Regions from separate parts of the Homo sapiens genome. Here region 2 is linked to region 1. Evidence: chromatin contacts called from ENCODE Hi-C data. All regions are on one chromosome and are shown on one strand. Each heading gives the region's core, a stretch centred on a gene start or an enhancer-like site at or near the end of the contact. The rest is flanking DNA. Distances are from core to core; before and after follow the strand shown.

Region 1 (4,609 bases), core at 1,538-4,037:
TAAGTTTCAGCAGAAGGGTTTTGTTATTAAGTAATACTTTTTGTCCTGCCACCCATATAAACATCTTTCATATCAGATTTCATTCCAAGGATGTTTCAAGAAACCATTCGGTTCAAACACGTTTGTGACCTCTGTTCTTCAGGCCCCAGACACACAAAGATGAAGGCCAGGTGAATTTAGGTGCATCAATCATTACTTAAAATGTGCCTCTTAATCTCAACCAACCACAGCAGGCAAAAGAGGAAGAAAGACTAAAAGCTCTACCCAAACACTAACAGTAGTTGCTTCTAAGTGACATTTTTCTGCCACATTATACTTCGGTATGCTCCAAATTTTCTACAATAATCTGGTTTGGTTTAAATAGGAACACAAAAGAGTATATCCTTGTAATGGGGACAAAAATAGGAAGATCAATAAGACCTAGTATTTGCTAGCACAACAGGGTGACTATAGTAAAAAAAAAAACAATTTAATTGTAAATTTTCAAATAACTAAAAGAGTACAATTGGATTGTTTGAAACATAAAGGATAAATGCTTTTGGTGACAGCTACCCTATGTACTCTGATGTGATTATGCATTGCATGCCTATGTCAAAATATCTCATGTAACCCATAAATATATACACCTACTAGGTACCCACAAAAATTAAAAATTAAAAAACAAGAATATATCCTTGAAGCTGGGAACTTTTACTTGCTAATAGATGGTACAGAATTTACTGCAATGAGATTCTGCTTGTATACTAATAATTTTTACTTTAAAACAGACTTTAAATACAGAGTTTATATCTCAGATATAATTTAATGCAACATCTGCTTTCTAAAGATGCAAAAATCGAGATGGTAGGATCGCTTGAGCCCAGGAGGCAGAGGTGGAGGTTGCAGTGAGCAGAGATTGCGCCACTGCCCTCCAGCCTGGGCAACAGAGCGAGACCCTGTCTCAAAAAAAAAATGCAAAAATTAAGAGTCACAGTTGAAATGATTTGTTTAAGATCACACAAATAGTAACAGTTTCAGGACTAAAGCCAATGTTCTTGATTTCTAACTCAGAGCTCCTTCCACTATGACACTGTTTGAATTATGCTTCTCTGAAGTCCACCACCAACTGGGGAGCATCTGCGGTGTATGAGGTGCTACTGGAATACAAAGATGGCTAAGAAAGAGCTATTCCCTGGACTCACGGGAGGCAGTTCAAAAAAAAAGAAGGCCGGGCGCGGTAGCTCACACCTGTAATCCCAGCACTTTGGGAGGCCGAGGCAGGCAGATCACCTGAGGTCAGGAATTCGAGACCAGCCTGGCCAACATGGTGAAATCCTGTCTCTACTAAAAACACAAAATTAGCTGGGCGTGGGGGCGCATGCCTGTAATCCCAGCTACTCGGGAGGCTGAGGCAGGAGAATCGATTGAATCCAGGAGGCGGAGGTTGCGGTGAGCCAATATCGCGCCATTGCACTCCAGCCTGGGCAACAGAAGCGAAACTCCGTCTGAAAACAAAACAAAAAAAAAACCAAAACAAAAGAAAGAAAGAAAGAAAAAAGACAAGGCCAGGCACGGTGGCTCACGCCTGTAATCCCAGCACTTTGGGAGGCCGAGGCAGGCAGATCACCTGAGGTCAGGAGTTCAAGACCACCCTGGCCAACATGGTGAAACCCCGTCTCTACTAAAAATACAAAAATCAGCCAGGCGTGGTGGCCTATGCTTGTAATCCCAGCTACTTGGGAGGCTGAGGCAGGAGAATCACTTGAACCCGGTAGGCGGAGGTTGCAGTGAACCGAGATCGAGCCACTGCAGTCGCTCCAGCCTGGGCGACAGAGCGAGACTCCGTTTCAAAAAAAATAAAAAATAAAAGACAAATTGACATGAGTTCTGCTTTCACTATTAAAAAACCTTTAGTACCTACAGGTGAAACTTAGCTTTTGATTTTTCCCCTTCTTGGAAAGAGTCTGCATTTAGTCAGCTAACATTCTAGTACCACTCACAAGCTAAAGATCTTCCGTAATTTGCAAGGGAGGCAGTAGGGGGATGAGAGTTATAAGTTAGCTAACAACCAACTATTCTTTAAAGCTTAACTGTGAACTTAACTGCAATTATGCATTTCATTGACCTTCTCTAGTGTAATACCAGCTCGTCCCTTAGAAAAGAGGAAAATACACTTACGTTTTTATTTCTAGTGGTTCTAAGAACTTGTGATTTGGCTCCAGATTCCTACATGAAAACACTGCATATATTCACCTCCTTCTCTTTTCACCGCATTCGAGTTTTTCTGTCTACTACACAAAATGATAGATAGGGCCAGGTCTGCCAGAACCCTAAATACAGCGGCATCGCCCTGCTTCCTTCCAGGGGATCTTACTATTGGAAGGGCTCTGCTACACAGTACCTCAGACATCCAGAAGAGAGTTTATCTTCCCTCCAACTTCTATATATTCTTGCCATAAGGACAGCACTACCAAAGCGGGCTCCTCCTCTCAGTTGACAGAACGGTGACTGCCTGCGAGGCTCATTCTGAGATAGGGACAAGGGAAAGGGACCGGGGCGATAAGTGAGGGTCCCAGCTTGAGGGCTGGAGTGGGCACCAGACTCCCACCAACGACTAAACCGGGGGAAGTAAAGAAACTGGCCTTCCCCGCACCCAAAAATAAAACATCACATCACTAAAAAATGTAAACGTTCGCAACATTTTCTAAAACAAAGCCACTCACCTGCAAAGGGGCCACCAGCAGCAGCAGCAGCAGCAGCAGCCGCTCCTCCGAGCCGCCAAAGAGCCAGCGCCTCCTAGGACTCATCACTGCCGCCGGCATCGACGCTCTTTTCTAGCCCCTGAACCAGACGTGGGCAGGTCCTAGGGCTCTGCCTATTGGAAAGTCGAACTGTCACTCATCCACGGTCCCGGCCTACTCCCGGAACAGGAGAGGTCTCTTCCGTTTACCAAATCCCAGGAGTAAGAAGTGGGGCTCTGATTGGTTTACTCTAGAGACGAGCACATACCTGAACCAGTAAGGAGTTGGCTTCGACGCCAGCGGGCAGGCTTGGGCCTAGGGAAGTAGAAAAACACACCCTAGAGCGTCGCTGGTGCAAAACCTCGGGTGCGGGGAGCATCTTAGCTGTTTGAGGTTCTAGAAAGCGTTTAACGTCTTAAAAGAAACACCTGCGGGTGAAGACAGGTGTCAGCGGACTCTTGGAAGAGAGGAGGTGATGTTTCTTTTACTTATGGGAAATTTAGGGATTGAAACCTGAAGACGAAGCCGAGGTATCCTCCCAGAAGAAGCTCCTTTCGCACAAATTACTCGTGGTTGAAAGTCTTAAGTCGTGATTAAAACAAATGCCTTTAAAGTGCCCAATTTATAGGCAGTAACGCAACCTTACTTTCTCTTACCGCTTTTATAGGGATTCCCCTAGGCAGTTTGCTGACAGTATTTTAGGTGGGGAAGAAAAGTGATTAATGGAATGCCCTAAAAGCTTATTGCACAGAGGAAGGGAGGCTAGAGTGGAATGAGAGAATGACAAATTTGGAGGCGACAATAACTGAACAAGAGAAATCTATGAAAACACCGGAAACCTGGCACGAGGCCTTAAAAGCTTCTAAGCAGGCTTGAACTACCACACGAGGTTTTGAAGCATATGTGTCAGAACTCTTGGGTGGGCGGGAAAGATAAGGAATGTTATGGGAGATTCCCTTCTTAGAAGCTATCCTAAGTAGTGTTTCGTGTCCTCCTGTGAGTTTTTCCTGTTTCATCCTCCTAACAAATGCATTAGGTTTGTGACACGCAAGCAAGTCCTCAGAATAAATTATACATACAGTTGAAAAGATAATCTTTCCACATTTGAAATTCTGTGACACACTCTTTATTGAACTCATTAAGACCTAATCGTAGCCAGTTCTGTATCTCATTTATCCATGTTAGAGCATGACAGTTCCTCCTGGGATATCAACAGAACTTTACTTCCGGGACGGCACTAATCCGAGGCTTGACAGGTCCCAGCAGGTGATAGGTCTCACCTAGTGATAGTTAGAATTTAACTTGCACAAGATTAACTAGAGTTCAGGCCAGAACAGCTGGAAGGGGCAGCTTCCAAATCTTATACATTTGCCCTCTTGCTTTTTTCTCAATATCAGTTGAGGACAAAGTAAGGAGAAAGCTTTTCTTCTACAGTGTAATAAAGCTCCTATTCAGAGTGCCCACCATCCATACTCCGGAGGCTAATGACAGTCATTACCAAGTGACAGTCTTGTGGCATTTGGCATTTAGGGCTACTTAGTCTGGACTTAAGGGCGCCTACTCATTGGATTTAAGTTTACTGTTGTTATGGACACCCATGGAATGCTAGCTTGTCACATAAAACCTTAATATCAAACATCACTTGCCTTTTAGAATCATTCGCAAGAGTATGTGGCTTATGAATGAGTCATTTTGATATAAGATGGAAGCTTATATCAGTGATTCTGTCTAGAAGGAATTAAAAAGCAGATTTTCATCAGGAGCAAGCATGTTTGTAAGACAAATGTGCACAGAGGCTAACAGAATTTCAGGAGTTACTTTTGCCCTATGGCAAGATTGTTCTCCATACTTAATTATGTTACAGTATCATATCCTGAACCCTGTGTCCT
Region 2 (5,195 bases), core at 454-2,953, 3.8 Mb before region 1:
CCTAACATGCAGTCAAATAAATGAGTCTCAGCCCACAATCTATTTGAAGTATCCATTTCATACGCCCCTTGACCTAGCATAATTACTTAATTAGCATTTTATTTCAAACTAAATCAACTATTTCCTCTAAAAAGTATTAAAAATGCTTTTCCAGTTACACTGTATTTTTAAAAAGGAGGTGCTCAAATATTTGCAATAATAAAATTTAAAAACCGCCAAGTGTTCTACCCGAAACTGTACTCAAACTTACTTTAAATGTTTCAAACCTGTCAAAGTTAGCAATGGAACACCTGTCAAAAGTCTAATTTTACAGTAATAAACACCACAAAGAGAACAGTAACTTCCAGCTTTATCTATAAAATACCAGAAAACCCAAATCACTTTGTATTATTTCTCTTCGCCGTCTCAAAATAAAACCTTTGAAAGAGACACACAACAAAACAACGTCTCTTGGTTCCTTTGTCCCCAGCAGAGGAGAGGGAAGAGAACTGGGAACTCATTAAGGTAAAGAGCCCCAAACATGCAAGATAAGAAATAAATGACATCCGATCTGCAATCAATCATCAAAGAAAGTCACCATCACTTCATCTTCATCCCTCCCTTCTCCCCTGCAGCTCAAATAACGTGAGTATAGACGAGATGATCAGGATCATATGGACCTGGACAAAGCTTTGTGGAGGCAGCGGGCGGGTAGCAGTTAACTGGCTGCAGCCGGCAAAGAACCCGAGATTCCGGCTGCAGGAGACTCCGACAGAGGTCTGCAAAAGTGCGAGTGGCAGGGGCCGCCCGGCTGTTGAGAATGCGGAGCAGCGGCGGCGGCGGCGGCGCGGTCAAGTCCACAGCGCCCGGGGAAGTTGCTGGCCGAGCGCGACACGCCGCAGAGCGCGGGCCCTCCATGTCACCGTCGCCAGCACAGACCCTCCTGCTCGCCCCTCCCCCGCCGCGCACCCCGGGCGGCGGCGACATGACAGCGGGTCGCGCCGCACAAGGGCGCCCGCCCCCTCCTGGCCCTCTCCCCGGGCTCCCCAGCGGCCGCGGCCGGTTCTCACCTTGGGTGGCGAACGGCGACGAGCCGCTGACCGGCGAGCCGGGGGCAGGGACGGGTGGCGGGGTCTCGGCCGAGCCCAGCATGGGCGCGGGCAGCATGAGGTAGCGCTGGGGCGCGGGCAGGCAGCGCTGGCAGAAAGAGTGCAGGCAGGGCAGCAGCTTGGGCGCCCGGCTCTGGATGTTCTGGTGGCACACGGCGCAAGTGTCCAACAGGTTGAGCCGGGCCGCCTCGCCGCCGCGCTCCGAGTCCGGGCCCTGCCGACTCTCGGCCTCGTTCTCCCCGCTCGGCGCCGCCGAGGGCCCCCCGGAGGCCGCAGCCGAGGCCGCTGCCGCCGCCGCCACCGCCTTCTCCACCGCCACCTCCATTGTCCTGCCCTTGCCGCCGCCGGGGAAGCGAGAGCGCGGTCTCCGCCCGCCGCCCCCGACGACCTCCTCCTCCTCCTGCGGCTGCTCCTCAGAGGCCGCTCGGTGGACTCGCGGCAGCGCCAGCGAGGGAGGGAAAGCAAACCGGGCGGGGGAAGCCTCCTCAGGCCCACGGGATCCGCCTCCCGAGTGGCGCGGCCGGAAGGAGGGTATCTGTCAGCGGAGACCGTTCCTCGCACCGGGGAGGCTGCACCCCGTCCGCTTCGCCAACCGCCGAGGCGCTCGTGGAATACGCCCAGCCCGCCCTTGCCTCCCCGCCTTTCTCTTCATCCCCCTGGCCCACCTCAGGCCCCGCCCCCGCCCCCGCCCTCCCTCTCCCAGCAACTGAGGCTTCGGTGTGGAGCGCGCCGCCCAATAGCGGCCGCGCCTGGCGAGGGGGCGGGACCTGTTGGAGCCCGCGAGGCTCCGTCGGCCGCGGCGGGAGGTTGGGAAGTGGGAGGTGCTTGCCCAGCCCCGCCCCCTCCGGACGCCTGAAATCGCGGCTTCTGATTGGGCCTTTGTGTATGTTTCCTCCTCTGAAAAGATTAAGGGTTCATTTGTTAACGACCATCCGCCTGATTCGGTCCGCGGTGTTAGCTCCTCCTAGGGGGCGGGACCTCACTTGTCTACTCAATGCCGTTAATTAAGTAACTGCTTGGAAAACTGATTTCATTACTGGAGACCTGGTCTTGTAGGAGGAGTAAATATGGTCGGAGGGTCACAGGAGGAAGGAGTGGAGGTACTGAAGAGCAAACAAGGAAATAATTTTTTAAAATACTGTGTGAAAGAGGTACTCTGGAGGCAGCAGGGATATTGCAACCTAATTTTACTCATCTCTAGAATGAATGAGTATGAAGAATAAGGGGGGGAAGTTCTCGTGCAAGTTGGAAATTTTTAAAGGGTTTCCCCAATGAAAAAGGTGAAATTAATTTTTAAAGTCAGTGATTTGCTTTTTAAGTGACTAAAAGTGGTTCGTTTTCCCAGGAATTAATACAGATTGACAAATGTTTTTATTGCATAAATATAGCATCATTAAGCAAAAATAAACCTCAATACTGTTACCCAAATAATTCATAACTTCAGGATTCTTTTGTATTTCCTCCCTCCCTCTTATTTTATTCCCTCCCTCCCTCCCTCACCTCTCTACGCTGATATCAGAAGTTACGCACATTTTTCACTCAAAAAATGGCGCAGCTTTTAAGGAACTTGAAGAATAGAAACGGAATGAAGGAAACAAGATTTTGTAACACGTAACTTTAAGAAGTATTTACCTTTTTTTTTTTTTTTTGTCAATACTAATGAAGCGGTACTGGACTTTAGAGAAAGATGGAGTGGGTCATGAAAGGCTTTGCTAAAATCACAGTTTTCCTGGAGGACTATATGGGATGGCAATGGGGGAGGGCTAGGCAACGTAGCCTTCCTTCAAGACCTTGCCCTTAAACACAACCTCCGTAGGCCTCAAGTGAGAGGTTCTTTTACTTAATCACAAGACATTCAACAGCTCTTCCCGCCTCCCCCACCCATTGGTTCCTGTTTAAGCTTGGGATTTTTTGTTTGTTTGTTTTTTTGCATGGAAGTAGCTCTTAAACCTTAGTTTGCATAAGAATAACTTGAGAAGCTTAGTGAAAAACAGGTGCTTGGGCCACCTCCGTATTCAGTTATTCAATTTTGATAGCATCTCAAGTGATTCTGACCTGGGTGGGTCCAGAAACGGAAGTCTGTCCCACAGGTCTTCACCCACTCACAAATCTCTCCACGATTTCGTCCGTATATGCCTCTCAAGCTGAAGTCGCCGCGACTCTCATGCTTCATGCTGCAGCAATTGTAAGGCCACCCTGCTTTGTACACGCTGTTCCCTTTGTTTTAGTTCCTTCAAAATTCTGACTTATCTGTTATCCCCTAAAGCCACCCCAAAGTTGAACACTCCTTCCCCAGAATTCAAACCATATTGTATATTTTTGAAGCTACACCTTGAAAACATTCACATAATAGGAATGGAATTTTGTATTCAAAAATCAACTCCCTTAATATGCTAAAAATTCATTACATAGGTGGTATACAGGATTCAAGCCTACTAAAGACAAGTCCCTCTTATTCCCCAGATGATGGTGGTAGGGAAGGAAAACTGAGAAGTAAAATTGAATAGGCTGGTTTTGAAAGAATTCCATGTAATTTGATCAAACCCACTAGCTTAAAGTTTTTCAAATCACCATGGTTTTACAGAAAATGATCTTCCATCGTTTTAGCCTTCCTAATTTCACATGAGTAAAACAATCGTACATTGTACTTTGTTCACATATATGGAACTTCAAGTCCAGAAAATGAATTTACTGTTTGTTTTTCTTAATCATATGATTTCTTTATTTGGATATTGTTGCCCTACAAAGCGTGTTCAAATATATTTCACAAAGATCCACACTACCAATAGATTACTCTTCCTTAATTACAGCTCTCATCCTATGTCCCTCCCTTATCCCATAATTTTCTGTGGCTCTCCACTGCATCCAAAGCTCTCCACAATTTTATTCCCATCTGATCTTCTTGTCTGATGTTACTGCTTTCCCATATCCATCCTGTGCTTCCGCCTAATTGGATGATGCGCTGTTTCTTGTTTCTTAACTGCACCACTACCACCACCTATGAGAGAGGAGATCAAAGCTGTCTGAACTGGAAGAGAAGGGCATCAGCAAGGAGAATAAAAGCATCAGATGCTGGCCGGGCGCAGTGGCTCATGCCTGTAATCCCAGCACTTTGGGAGGCCAAGGCAGGCGGATCAGCTGAGGTCAGGAGTTCAAGACCAGCTTGACCAACATGGAGAAACCCTGTCTCTACTAAAAACATTAAATTAGCCCGGCATGGTGTTGCATGCCTGTAATCCCAGCTACTCGGGAGACTGAGGCAGGAGAACTGCTTGAACCTGGGAGGCAGAGGTTGCAGTGAGCCAAGATCGTGCCATTGCACTCCAGCCTGGGCAACAAGAGCTAAACTCCGTCTCAAAAAAAAAAAAAAGCATTAGATGCTAGTAAGATTTCTCATCCCACCCCTCAAAAGGTGCTAGTGGGTGGAAATTCTATAACTTCCAGGGACACTTAAGAAAATCATTTTTCGGCCAGGCACAGTGGCTTGCTTAGGCCTGTGATCCCAGCACTTTGGGAGGCCGAGGCGGGCGGATCACGAGGTCAGGAGATCGAGACCATCCTGGCTAACACAGTGAAACCCCGTCTCTAATAAAAATACAAAAAATTAGCCGGGCATGGTGGTGGGCGCCTGCAGTCCCAGCTACTCAGGAGGCTGAGGCAGGAGAATGGCGTGAACCCGGGAGATGGAGCTTGCAGTGAGCCGAGATCGCACCGCTGCACTCCAGCCTGGGTGACAGGCAAGACTCCGTCTCAAAAAAAAAAAAAGGAAAAGAAAATCATTTTTCGGGACTGGGTGCGGTGGCTCACGCCTGTAATCCCAGCACTTTGGAATGCCAAGGTGGGCAGATCACCTGAGGTCAGGAGTTCGAGACCAGCCTGACCAACATGGAGAAACCCCATCTCTACCAAAAATACAAAATTATCTGGGCTTGGTGGCACATGCCTGTAATCCCAGCTACTCAGGAGGCTGAGGCAAGATAATCACTTGAACCCAGGAGGTAGAGGTTGCGGTGACCTGAGATCGCGCCATTGCACTCCAGCCTGGGCAACAAGAGTGAAACTCCATCTCAAAAAAAAAAAAGAAAGAAAAAAGAAAATCATTTTTCA

What was found. Hi-C counts contacts between places; a loop is a spot of excess contacts on that map. Pooled maps may share reads with other maps.
Region 2: a loop to region 1 is called in a pooled map, with 13 times the contacts of the local background. The contact joins the promoter of TRIM24 here to the promoter of BPGM in region 1. A Hi-C loop is called at or near these places in 6 of 50 pooled maps.

Annotation. Positions count from the first base shown.
Region 1 is chr7:134,645,031-134,649,639 of GRCh38, reverse strand. It overlaps BPGM (bisphosphoglycerate mutase), which reads right to left and starts at 2,787. Exons shown (of 3, transcript NM_001724.5): 1 at 2,703-2,787. The region is part of intron 1 of LOC124901750 (a long non-coding RNA gene); the gene reads left to right. RefSeq lists enhancers at 2,451-2,560, 2,661-2,810.
Region 2 is chr7:138,456,767-138,461,961 of GRCh38, reverse strand. It overlaps TRIM24 (tripartite motif containing 24), which reads right to left and starts at 1,703. Exons shown (of 19, transcript NM_015905.3): 1 at 1,050-1,703. The coding sequence starts at 1,413. RefSeq lists silencers at 832-1,311, 1,342-1,591, 1,652-2,041 and enhancers at 1,552-2,334, 2,738-3,248.